2 separate regions of the Homo sapiens genome follow, and region 1 is linked to region 2. A link is a loop called in an ENCODE intact Hi-C map of the cell type or tissue named here. Cell type or tissue: Calu3. All regions are shown on one strand.

Region 1 (2,500 bases), 280 kb after region 2:
TCTGATATATAATTTTCAGTTTGAATTTAGAAGATTTATCATAACTGTTAAAAGATATGATTCATATCATTAAACACGATCATTTTCATCACAAAGGAAATGATTCACACACTAAAACCCATGTAAAATATTTTTTCTTTCTTTGAATAATTCCTCTTATTAGTGTGGAGATACTTTTATGCTTATAAATTTACAATTTTTCATTTTCAAATATACGCTGTCAGTATTAACTCATTTCATTTGATAAAGGTTTTTATTTTATTACTTCAAATAAAAAAAGAGTAAGGGTGTATGAGGGTGGGATCCACATCACTGACTCTAAGTATGCTATGTAGAGTGGGGCATACATTTCAGCCACAAAAGAGAGAGATTATCATTATTTCCTGGAGGAAATCACATTTTAAACTTAACTAACTAAAGGGAAACATTTAGAAAGTAAATTAGTTTTTTTCCCCAGACAGTTGACTAGAGATGTTGGATGCCATTTCTCCTCAGAAAGAAGATCAAATTTGCAGGTGAATAATCATGACCCAAGTGGAACTGAGGAAAGTGTGCTGAAACCTGTTGGAGAACCCATACAAAGAAGTTGGGATGCAGAAAAGGAAGGCAGCCAGAATCTGGCAGAGATTGACCCCAGAGGAAGTTAGAGTCCTGACAAAAGGTTACAATAGGGGGATCTCTTGCTCCTCTCACCTGTGTGACAGACTACTAACAGCCAAACTGTCGGGGTTCCCCTATCAATCAACCCAGAACAATGCTGTTTGTTGGTGGCAATTTGGGAACTTCCAGCAGGCACAGCACGAGGCAGCCATTTCCTCCATGTGTGCTCACACTCACACCAAACTCAGACTCAGGTGGCAGGGACCACACTGTTTGTGTATCTGTTATGGGTCATTAACCTACCCAGGGAACCTCAAAACCCACGGTGACTTTGGCAACTACAGAGGTCCATCAGGTCCCTGGGGAGCTGTGGGATCCCTAGAGGTATAGTCCTTCGAGTGTGCTGACCCTAGAGAGAGGGAGAGAGGGGGAATGCAGACTGCCAAAGCGCTCCTCGGAACAGAGGAAATGCAGGTAACAGTGCTGATCTCCAAAGGGGGCACTGTTCTGCCCTAGTGGATAGGTGACCCTAGTGGCCAGAAATGGATCTCCCACTGTCCCGTACACTGCTGCAGAGGTAGCCAAGGCCTTTCCTGTTGGAGGTTGCCGTAAGTGTCCTCCTTCCAGCATTTTTTGGGATAGCTGTGTCCTCAGTGAAGGTGTGCCCACTGCTTAGGCTTGTACATAGAACGGGGCTAATTTCTGCCTTTCTACACAGAGTGGCAGCATCACTGCAAAACAGTGTAAACCAACTAACTGCAGAGTCATCTGTTTGGTGTTGGGGGAAGAGGTTCTGCTGAAAGGTCATTTCATCAGTAGCCACCAGACAGGCATTTCTCACAGACCTAAGTTGCATTGTGGCCTGGAGATAAAGGACAGTGACTATCTGAACTGAAGGCCATGAACCCTGAGATAGGGGCATGATATGGAAGTGGATCATATTCCTGACTTCCCAGGATGGGGAGCTGGTGCAGCCCTCTCTTTACCACCCTGGAAACCTCAGTGCATCCCACCACAAACTCCCTCCATGAGCTTCATTAGGGCAGGTGCTTCCACACATCATCTCAATATCCAAAGGGAAACTGGCTCTGGCACCACCTACTGGAGACCAAACTTCACCAAAAACAAAACAAAAACCAAAACAAAACAAAAAGTGGCTGACAGAAGGACACAGTGCTAGGGAGGACATCAGCTACCTGAGATCCCTGTATTCCTGGCCTCCTAGAAGAGAGTGAATTGGCTCATATGCCCAATGTATAGCTACAACAAGCAGAATTTGAGAAAGCCACCACACAAAAGCTATCTATAACCAATGAATTCATACAGAGCCTCGGTTGTCTAAAAGCACCCAGAAGCCAAATGATCATACAAAATATGTACTACAGTCACACCTTCAAGGGAGGAAAAAATAAATATAAAGTCCCTTGCAAACAATAGCAATTTCAAAAAAAAAAAAAGAAAGAAAGAAAATGACGGTTTCTTTAGAAGAGAAGGAATCAGCTCAGTAACTCCAGCAGTGTAAAAAGAGTGCTTTGACACCTCCAAAAGATCACACTACTTCTATGGCAATGGATCCTCAATAGAATGAAAATTTGAAAATGACAGATAAAAAATTAGAAATATAGACTATAAGGAAGCTCAATGAGATCCAAGAGAAAGTTGAAAACCAACAAAAAATAAACCAGCCAACATCACCTCTAGTGCAACAGCACAGTCTCCAGCAGGACACCCCACAACCTGCTGTCCCAGCTGCTGCCTTGCCTCTACCACTGTGGTGAATGCTCTCAGGGAGGTAGGAACCCCTGTATCCACTTGCACTTTGCTGCAGCTGCCACACTTTGGTTCCCCCGGCAAAGTGAACTCCAAACCTCAAGGTTCAAACCAGAGAACAAAGTTGGGG
Region 2 (2,500 bases):
AAGTACCTTATATTTTCTGTTGTCATTATAAATGAGATTTTTATTGCCATTACATTTTCTATTTATGACTTGGGGAGAAATGCTATTAATTTTTACATGTTCATTCAGCTGCTGAACTGCATAAGTTTTTATTATTTGATATTTTCTTGATTTTTCTATGTAGATAGTAACATCTGCAAATAATGACAATTGTGTCTCTTTTTTTGTACAACTCATGTGTTATTTCTTTTATCATTTTTTTGTTGACTAGGAACTCCAAGAAAATGTTGAACTATAGGAGTGGTAGAAGGTAATTGCGGATATTTCTTTTGGTAGTACACCAAAACTAACAGTTCATGGCAAGAAGAAATCTGAAATCATATCAATAAGTTATTCTGTTACACATGATATCCATTGGTGTATCTTGTACCACTTTGAATAGATCTTCTTCCTCTGCCTGATTTTGTAATACTATAGTGTGGAAAAAATTACATTCATTAAGATAAACACTGATCTTGTTAGAACAGTCTTGAAGTACTGTAAAGCTATCAAGCTCAGGGTGGTGAATACAAGTTTTGCAAAATTCGAATTTTCCAATTTTCACTTGAAAAGTTGAGTTTTATCATTGGCAAGAGATACTGCTAGCTGTCACTTGTTTTCCTTGAAGTGATAAGACTTGCTACATATATTCTTGAGAAAAATGTATGCAGAAAAACAAACTTTGATAGCTATAGTTTGTCCATCAGTCATTCTTACAAGTAAAAATCATGTTCCATGAAAAAAAGTGGTAGTTCATTTTACAATTCAAACAATTGAACATAGCTTTTCCTTAAGGTAACTTGAGTACTTTAGTATGCAGCAGAAAGTACTTTATTTATAATTCCCATTTTGTCACACTGCATACTAAAAAGACATGTACTCGAGGATTGAGTTTTAATATAATTAATATCGTTTCATGAAGGTCATTCTTATGCAAAACTGGCTTTTGGGAGCTGAGTGAGGGGGTGGCATGTGTTTTCTGCAAGTGCATGTGAAAAATGCAGAACTCATGGCACATGAAACTTCATTCAAACTCTTGCACTTTGAGACCTGACAAAACTCTGGCATGGCTTCCAGTAGCATAACACCATGTCCCTAGGATGACTCCAGTCCCCGTTAAAATGCCTGCCTGAGAAAGTTCATGCTGCCAGAAAAGCTTACTATTTGTTCTAGCCAACACACACAGAATGATAGGCCTCTGACCTCCCTTTCTTAGTTCACTAACTAAAATGGGCTCAGGATTGTAAATACATAGCTCTTGCTGCTCACTGGGAGGCCATTCCTTTGAAATGCAGTCATCAAAAAGGATAAGGCCTCTCTCTCCCAGTCTCTGTGGGAGGATAGAACCTTAACTTAGATAACTACCTGCTAGCAGACACAGCTGGCCTACTTACCTTCACACTGACTAACCCTTTGTACTTGTTCACTTCTCTGATTCTGTTGAGTCCCTACACTGACCCCTTCCTCATTCTCCTTTTAAAACACCCAAACCACCTCTGCCCAAATTGAAATAGAGCTTGACTGTTTCCCCTACTGTGAGTAGTCATTGAATAAAATTTGTTTTCACTGTTTTAATTAATGTCCAATTGTGTCTATCTCTGACACATAGCAGTGAAAAAGACCACTAGTATAATTTAGTGCTACTGCCTTGGTTTGAGCAGTTTTACCCACTGTTGCTTTTGTAATATCAGTGCAAATGTCAATACAATGAAAACAAAATAACTTATAAAATTATAAAAATATTATATTATAAAAATATTTTTAAAATATTATAATTATATTATAAAATATTATAAAATATTATAAAAGTATTATAAAAATAATTTTTAGGGCCAGGAGTGGTAGCTCACACCTGTAATCCCAGCACTTTGGGAGGCCAAGGTGGGCAGATCACCTGAGGTCAGGAGTTCGAGTCCACCCTGGCCAACATGATGAAACCCCATCTCTACTAAAAATATAAAAATTAACTGGGTGTGGTGGCACACACCTGTAATTCCAGCTACTCAGGAGGCTGAGGCAGGAGAATCGCTTGAACCCAGGAGGTGGAGGTTGCCGCGAGCTGAGATCATGCCACTGCACTCCAGCCTGGGCAACAGAGCAGGACTCCATCTCAAAAAAAAAAAAATTGACTTTGTATATCTTTTCTAATCCCTTTATTTGAATTTTCAGTGTTTTATTTTAGGTGTTTTTCTTATAATATGCTGAATTGAAAAACATCTTATTTAATCTTTTATTAGGTAATTTTAAACCTTTATATTTGTTGTTACTACTGGTTAATTAAAACATTTTACTTTCTATTACCATGTTATTTTCTCTTACTCTCCCCTACTCCCCTGTTATAACTTGGATTGATCTTTTTTCTCAATTTTTTTCCTCCTGGTTTAGAAGTTTGATATTTGATTCTAATTTTCATTTTATATATTTTCTAAAGCAGTTTAATGTCATCGTCATTACTATACCTTTTTACTTTTATACTTATTTC

The links. Peaks named below come from ENCODE experiments on the same cell type or tissue, not always from the same donor. Only the 100,000 strongest peaks of a DNase experiment are listed, where the experiment ranks them.
Region 1: a loop joins it to region 2, with 2.5 times the contacts of the local background. A loop is called at or near these places in 2 of 110 quality-filtered maps.

Annotation. Positions count from the first base shown.
Region 1 is chr2:214,309,723-214,312,222 of GRCh38, reverse strand. The region is part of intron 15 of SPAG16 (sperm associated antigen 16); the gene reads right to left. Among named protein-coding and RNA genes, the nearest start is that of VWC2L, 100 kb to the left of the region's middle. In Calu3, CTCF peaks have their summits at 1,095, 1,419 and 1,684 (motif pointing left); no DNase peak of the experiment used is centred here.
Region 2 is chr2:214,592,701-214,595,200 of GRCh38, reverse strand. No RefSeq gene overlaps it. Among named protein-coding and RNA genes, the nearest start is that of VWC2L-IT1, 84 kb to the right of the region's middle. RefSeq lists an enhancer at 960-1,600. In Calu3, no CTCF peak of the experiment used is centred here; a DNase peak (open chromatin) is centred at 1,300.